2 separate regions of the Homo sapiens genome follow, and region 1 is linked to region 2. Evidence: read pairs that join two places in POLR2A ChIA-PET (ENCODE). Cell type or tissue: GM12878. All regions are shown on one strand. Each heading gives the region's core, and the rest is flanking DNA. Links, peaks and the distances in the headings are about the cores only.

Region 1 (4,070 bases), core at 1,094-3,593, 120 kb after region 2:
CAGAGGTACTTTTAGTACAGTGGTTCATACCTTGCTTACACACAGGAAAGCTTAAAAAAATAGTGCCAGTGTTAGAGACCTTCTGTAGACCCATTGAGTATCTCAAGGCGAGGCCTCCCTGCCATGGCATGGTGTTATTTAAAAGCACCCCAGATGCTTCTCATGTAAGGCCCCATTTCAGAACCACTGCTGCTTGTTAAAAATGAAGATTCTAGTTTGTTCCACCCACCCTACTGAGTCTTGGTGGATGAGGCCCTAGAATATGCATTGAAAAGAAAACCTTAGGCTGGATATGGTAATCCTGACATTTTGGGATGTAATCGTAACATTTTGGGAGGCTGAAGCTGGAGGATCACTTGAGGTCAGGAGTTTGAGACCAGTCTGGGTGACATAGTGTGAGCCTCTGTCTCTACAAAAAATTCTAAAAATTAGCCAAGTGTGGTGGTACACGTCTGTAATCCTAGCTACTTGGGAGGCCAAGGCGGAGGATTGCACAAACCCAGCTATGATCACACCACTGCATTCCAGCTTGGATGAGAGAGGGAAACCCTATCTCTAGAAAATAAAAAAGAGGATTGTCTTTTTGACAATCCTCTTTTTTTCCTTTTAACTTTTTTACCTCAGTACCAAAGCAGCTCTACTGATTGATGGTAATTGAAAAAGGAAAAGAAACTGGAAGTCAAGATACAAATGAGGGAGATGTTTGGCTTGTAAGACAGGCATTTGCTGGCAGAGCTAAGTTGCCATTTTTGGTTGTTTCTGGAACTCTAAATGCCTGGGATGCTGACACTCCCTTCTGAACAGCTGATGATTCTGGCTGATTGAATCAGTGGCATAGGTGGAGAAGTTAGAAACCAGTTAGGTGCAGCAGGAAAACAGAACTAAGCATTCAGAGATCTGTGGTCATGGTTCCTAAGGCTAGTTGGAATTAATTATTTTTGTTTTACTTTTTTTGGGGGGGGCTGCTTGTATTTTTATAACCTATTAATCCTCAAATTACTTAGTACATAACCTACAAATGGCCTTGCCCACTATAAAGTTGTTAAAATGTTTAGTATTAACCGTTTTGTAAAACTCTGATTGTCTTATTGTATTGCCTTCTACCTCTAAAACTGTTAACTTAAATCCAAGCCAAGCCTTTACCAGAGATTACCTTTATTTGCTAGCTGTCTTCATCTGTGGGTAGATACATTACTACAGTGTTTACGTTCCTTATCTCTTTGTCTCAGAGTAGCCTGTGATATGTTCCAGCCCCAACAGAGGACAGTAGAATGGTCCATTAAGACTTTCTGAGGCCAAGGTGGGCGGATCACTCGAGATCAAGAGTTGGAGACCAGCCTGGCCAACATAGTAGTGAAACCGTGTCTCTACTAAAAATACAAAAATTAGCCGGGTGTGGTGGTGCACGCCTGTAGTCCCAGCTACTCAGGCGGCTGAGGCAGGAAAATCACTGGAACCCGGGAGGTGGAGGTTGCAGTGAGCTGAGATCGTGCCACTGCACTCCAGCTCAGGCAACAGAGTGAGACTTGGTCTCAAAAACAAACAAACAAAAGACTTTCTGTCCTGCCTGTGGGTTGGCACCCGTTAAAACTCAGTTCCTTGATTTTTCACAGGCACTTGGCCTCTTTTCTGCCTTTTGTGGAGGGCCCTCTGTTTCTGGCTGTGCATTAGCAACCATTCTTTTAAACTTCTGATTATATTGAATCAGCAACTTTAAGCTTGCCCCTGCTGCTTGTCATACATCCTGTGGCAGTCCTCAGGAAATCCTAGTTTTTGGCATTGAAATGAATTAAAGGATTAAGCCACAAGAGGGTGGGGGTGATAAACTGTGCTTTTAAGAGGAATTTACTGTGCAGTACTTGGTGTTAGCAAAAGCAGTTCTAGTTCTTACAGGGAGATAGGAAACCAAGGGGCTGCTTTAGAACAGCATCCCTAGGATATGAAGACGCAGATCTGTCTGCTTTGATGTTCTTTAGCTTGACAGTGGCCCCGGCTGAGCACTTTGATATTTGTCGCCAGTCTAGCAAAATAGGGGTTGTGTCTTGGAGATGGTAAACCTAGTTCCCGTTGCTTTGCTTCAGTGTTAGAAAATTACTGAACTCTTGCTTCCTGGAAGTCCCTTATAAATCTCCCTTTTACAAGACTGTTCTCTGGGGCACGAAAATGCCTTTGCTTATAAAGAGCCTGTTGAAGGTCCATTTATTTTCCTTTTCTTAACAGAAAGATTTTCCAGTGCCATTTAGTTAGGACTTACGGGAAACATGTTGTTAAAATCAATCTGTCCTGTTAGCTAATATTTCTTTTATTTTCATTTTGAGCTTTTAGATAAGATTCTTTATCTTTCTGTGAGATAATGTGAAAAAAAACACAAAAGAAATAAATTCAAATACCAGTATACTCTGGTTTTTAAAAATATCTTCACTGACTTTTTTTTTCTTTACATGCTCTACTCTCCCTCTCACCCTACTTCCTTCTTCACTTTTCACTTGGTACTTTCAGATATTCTTTGTGGGTTTTTCTTGGTTTTTTTTTTTTTTTCCGGACACAGAGTCTGTCTCACTCTGTTGCCCAGGCTGGAGTGCAGTGGCACAATCTTGGCTCACTGCAACCTCCGCTTCCCAGGTTCAAACCATTCTCATGCCTCAGCCTCCTGAGTAGCTGGGACTACAGGCGCGTGCCACTATGCCTGGCTACTCTTTGTATTTTTAGTAGAGACGGGGTTTCTCCATGTTGGCCAGGCTGGTGTGGAACTCCTGACCTCAGGTGATCCACCCGCCTTGGCCTCCCAAAGCACTGGGATTACAGTCTTGAGCCACTGCACCTGGCCTAGATATTCTTAGATATATTCATGATGCATCCCATCTAGATGCTTGTGATGAGTATATAATTTACTGATCTGGAAAGTGTGACAAGAGTTTAAAGTGTTATCTGCTGCCTTCTCCCCCCACTTTAGAGCTGTTCAAAGAAAGTGACCATTGATCATTTTAAAAGATGAGCAAAGGAAAGACTGCTTCTTTTTTAAAAAAGAAAATTTGATGACCTACTGTTAGAACACATTTCCACATGGACCCCCCGCTTCTAAATGGGTGTATATCCAGATCATCCAGTCTGTGTGCACAGAGTCCTTGCATTTCTAAGTTCAAAATAGTAATTTAAATGAAAGTAGGCCATCATAAGGCATTGCTAGGAAGAGGTTACTCTTGATAGATGAATGTGCTGCTTTTGGTAAGAATTAGTTTGTTATTTATATTTAAATTTTGTAGGCCGGGCCTGGTGGCTTAAACCTGTAATCCTACCATTTTGGGAGGCCAAGACGGGTGGATCACTTGAGCCCAGGAGTTCAAGACCAGCTTGGGCAACATGGTGAAACCCTGTCTCTACAAAAAAATAAAATAAAATACAAAAATTACCCAGGCATGGTGGCTTATGCCTATAGTCCCAGCTACTTGAGGTGCTGAGACAGGAGGATCACTTGAGCCTGGCAGGCGGAGATTGCAGTGAGCTGAGATCACACCACTCCAGCCTGGGTGACAGAGTGAGTCCCTGACTCAAAATAAATAAATAAATAAATAAATAAATAAATAAAATGTTTTGCAAGCATACCTTCTGAGTACAGTTACACTTTGCCTTATTCTTAGATTTTACATGTTACACATATTTTTGGTTCTGTGAACAGATTATATATGGCATATTTGTAGTTCTAAACTACTTCTGCAACTAAACATGCATTATATCACTCATTTCCCCTCAGTGGAACTGGTATATATGGACTTATGCCATAATTAAATGTTAGCAATGAGAGAGATCTACCTTTAAAATAATAAAATGTGCTGGGTGCGGTGGCTCACGCCTGTAATCCCAGCACTTTGGGAGTCTAAGGTGGGTGATCGCTTGAGGTCAGGAGTTCGAGACCAGCCTGGACAACATAGCGAAACCCCATCTCTACTAAAAATACAAAAATTAGCCAGGTGTGGTGGCGGCCGTCTGTAGTCCCAGCTACTCGGGAGGCTGAGGCAAGAGAATCACTTGAACCCAGGAAGCAGAGGTTGCAGTAAGCCAAGATCACACCA
Region 2 (4,070 bases), core at 993-3,492:
TGGAGGGGCAACCCACCCCTTCATCTAGTGGAAGAAATTACTGGCAACTCTAATGGTGTTATTATACACATTTTACTTCTGGAATGAAGTGCTAGGTGACTGGACCAGGAGATGATAAAAGTAGAGTGTGTCGGTGGCTCTCTCCAGCCCCCTTCACCAGACACTACTCCCAGGCACCCCCCCCCAACAAACAAAATTCACCCGTGCCCCCTGTGCCATCTCCCCTGCTTATCGCCTCTTGGGCTTTGTCGAAAGGTTGGAGACAACGGTGAGGCATCTGGTGCTCCCACGGTCCCATTGCTTTGGAGACCAGAGGCAATTGAGGTGCTTTCAGCCGGAAAAATATAATTTAAGGGCTTGGCATCTGGCTGGGAGCAGAGAGCTATGTTGCCATGGTAATGCCTCGCTTCATTTAACAGCAACATATCCCCAAGTTTGGTCACATCCACACTCAGGCACATACAGCACCCCGTCAGCAGCCCCCGTGACGTGCCCACACTCACCTCTGGCAGAAATCCCTCTGCAAGATGCAAAGCCCATTCCCTGCACCCTCCTCTCATCATAGACACCCACACTCCCCCATATCCTTTCCTACAACACCTCGGCCAATTAGGTAGATTCCAAAAACACCTCCAGACAGCACAGAACACTCCAGGGAATTTTGTTTTGTTTCGTTTTGTTTTTGAGACGGAGTTTCACTCTTGTTGCCCAGGCTGGAGTGCAATGGTGCGATCTCGGCTCACCACAACCTCCGCCTCCTGGGTTCAAGCGATTCTCCTGCCTCAGCCTCCCAAGTAGCTGGGATTACAGGCACCTGCAACCACGCCTGGCTAATTTTTTTGTATTTTTTAGTAGAAACGGAGTTTCACCATGTTGGCCAGGCTAGTCTTGAACTCCTGACCTCAGGCAATCCACCCACCTCAGCCTTCCAAAGTGCTGGGATTACAGGTGTGAGCCACCACGCCTGGCCACTCCAGGGAATTTTGAGTGCTCTGTGAGTGCAGACCCTCTTAAATAGGCCCACACCACGAAGGCTGCTGGGGTCCCTGTGCTTCTTCAGCATCCCTAATATGCAACTGTAGCTCCGTCTTCCTTTACAAATCTTTGTGTGTCATCTCCAATCCTTTAATCATGCCCAAGAGGATGGTAATGAGGGAGAGGAGCAGTGGTGGCCAGCGGTGCACAAATCTCTGTTTTCTTGAGAGCAGAGGTTAGCCTCTAGGGGTCAGGTACAAGGACCAAATCCCTGCAGTAATTATCCAGAAGCCCCCAAGTGCCTACTGATATTCTGTTTCTGCCCCTCCCTTAACCCAGGCAGTGGTAAACAGGATGGATCAGAGAAGAGAAACTTGAAAGCACAAGATCATTTATTGCAACACTGTTTATAGTAGTGAAAAAATAGAAATTGCCTAAATGTCCGTTAACAGGAACTAGCTAAATACACTGTGGCTCATCTGTATAATGATGGACTCTATGGGGTTTAAAAGAATTATGCAATCCATGTGTATCATGTGAAAATATGTCAGTATGTAAAGTGTGATCCCACCGATTTTTTTTTTTTCCTGAGATGGAGTCTTGCTGTGTTGCCCAGGCTGGAGTGCAGAGGTGCAGTCTCGGCTCACTGCAACCTCCACTCCCGGGTTCAAGCAATTCTCCTGCCTCAGCCTCCCAAGTAGCTGGGACTACAGGCACACGCCGCCACGCCCAGCTAATTTTTTGTATTTTACTAGAGACGGTTTCACCATGTTGCCCAGGCTGGTCGTGAACTCCTGAGCTCAGGCAATCCGCCTGCCTCAGCCTCCTAAGATTTTTTTAACTTTAGTATATACACATGGATATTGATAATGTGAAGAAAAAGGTCTGAGAAGGCTGGACACAGTGGCTCACACCTGTAATCCCAACACTTTGGGAGGCCCAGGTGGGAGGATCGCTTGAGCCCAGGAGTTTGAGACCAGCCTGGGCAACATAGCAAGACCCTGTCTCTACAAAATATTATAATAATAATAACAAATTAGCCAGGCATGGTGGCATACACCTGTAGTCCCAGCTACTTGGGAGGCTGAGGTGGGAGGATTGCTTGAGCCTGGGAGGTCGAGTCTGCAGTGAACTATGATCGTGCCACTGCTCTCCAGCCTGGGCAACAGAGAAAGACCCTATCCCCCCAAAAAATTAATTAAATTTAAAAAAAGAAAAAGGTCTAAGAAGAGTGGGATCAACAGAGAGGTGATGGTGACAGTTTCAGTTGTCCTTTGCTGCATGACAAACTTAGAGTCTTAGAACAATAACTTGTTATTTTTCCTGATTCTGTGGGTTGGCTTGGTAGCTCCTCGACTAGGTTCCCCTGAACTCACTGATGCAGCTGCATTCACCTAGTGCTGGCTGCCAGCTGGGCTTCCCCAGGTGCCCACATGGCCTCTCATCACCCAGGAGGCTAGAGTGGCTTCTGTGGTGTCCCAGGACAGCAGTCCAAGACCACCAAAGCAGAAGCAGCAGGAGTCCTGAAGGCCGAGGCTCTAGAACTCAACAATATCATGTCTGTCATGCTCTGCTGTTCAAGGCAAGTCAGAAGTTAGCCCGGTTTCAAGGGATGAGGAAACAGACTGAAACTCTTGGTGACATGCATGGCACAGCTACGTTGCCAAAGGGCCTATGGATTGGGATAGGGAGAATCTGTAGCCATGAAACAAACAACTGTCATGGGCACCTCTCACTTTTTACTCTATGCAATTCTGTACTTTGCGTTCAGGTTTTCCTTGTGTAAATTTGAAGAAAAAAATAAGTGGAAGAGTGAATCTAAGAGAGAAAAGCAAGAATGATGAGGATTTTGTAGACACATAATTTAGATAGAAATATCAAAGATGACCTAAAGGCTACCAGCCTTGAATACTAACTCATAGCAAGCTTTTTGTTTTTCAAATCAACTGTGAAGAAGAGAGGATTGGAATATCCAAGGGTGGAGATGCAACGACATTGACTAGTGATTCAGTGGGTGAGAAGCATGAATTTTAAAGAGCAGCAGAAGAAAGTATAGCTATTTCACTGGATTCCCATTTTACAGGAAATAAATGTAATCAGCCTTTGAAATAGCTATACATATGCAGAAGATGTATATATTATCACCAAGCTATCAAAATGGATGGCAGGTTTTTCATTTTCTGCTGGCTCACTGCCTCTTCTTGCTGGACATTAAGTAAATTCCAGAACCACATTCCCACCCATAAAACAAAAGGATCCTCCCTTAGAAAGTATTTGTTTTGTTTTGTTTTGTTTTTTTAAGTGAAGATTTCACACTCATACAACATTCTTGCAAAGTTGGTTTGTTCCATCCGCATGGATGATTTAACAAAACAATAGCCTCAAAGGCTTGGACAAGGCCGGGCGCGGTGGCTCACGCCTGTAATCCCACCACTTTGGGAGGCCAAGGCGGGCGGATCACCCGAGGTCGGCAGTTCGAGACCAGCCTGACCAACATGGAGAAACCCTGTCTCTACTAAAAATACAAAATTAGCCAGGCATGGTGGCACATGCCTATAATCCCAGCTACTGGGGAGGCTGAGGCAGGAGAATCGCTTGAACCTGGGAGGCGGAGGTTGTGGTGAGCCGAGATCGCACCATTGCACTCCAGCCTGGGCAACAAGAGTGAAACTCCATCTCAAAAAAAAAAAAAAAAAAAAAAAAGGCTTGGACAAAGACGGCCAGGAAAAAAGAAAATGAAACCTTATTCTCAAAATAGCAAGTTCGTTGGAAGCATCATGATTCTCTCTGTGTCCTGAGTCAGGGCCTTGTCTATATGCAGCACCGTGGAAAGCCTCAAGTTAACAGAGAGTTCCCAGGACACAGTAGGGACAGGCAGAAGAATAAGACGATCAGAAAAACACCAGGGATGCAGAAGTCATCTGGTCACTGACCCCACAAGGAAGAAAGATGTCATGGGCAGAGGACAGGACCACTGATGTAAGGAAAGGATATGACGGGGGAACCGTCTTCCTCATTTCTGATGTTTCCTTCCTGCAAAGGAAGCTTAATGAGTGGAACTTCCGGAACTCTCTCTGCCCCACTGCTCCCTCCTC

What was found. ChIA-PET counts read pairs that join two places held together with the same protein. Peaks named below come from ENCODE experiments on the same cell type or tissue, not always from the same donor. Only the 100,000 strongest peaks of a DNase experiment are listed, where the experiment ranks them.
Region 1: POLR2A ChIA-PET joins it to region 2 with 6 read pairs; 2 of 35 experiments call an interaction of 5 or more read pairs at or near these places.

Annotation. Positions count from the first base shown.
Region 1 is chr14:77,540,532-77,544,601 of GRCh38, reverse strand. All of the region lies in intron 9 of SPTLC2 (serine palmitoyltransferase long chain base subunit 2), which reads left to right. Among named protein-coding and RNA genes, the nearest start is that of ISM2, 44 kb to the right of the region's middle. RefSeq lists an enhancer at 1,547-2,048. In GM12878, for the core only: no CTCF peak of the experiment used is centred there; a DNase peak (open chromatin) is centred at 2,598; H3K4me3 peaks cover 516 bases; H3K27ac peaks cover 1,697 bases.
Region 2 is chr14:77,657,351-77,661,420 of GRCh38, reverse strand. No RefSeq gene overlaps it. Among named protein-coding and RNA genes, the nearest start is that of SPTLC2, 43 kb to the right of the region's middle. In GM12878, for the core only: no CTCF peak of the experiment used is centred there; no DNase peak of the experiment used is centred there.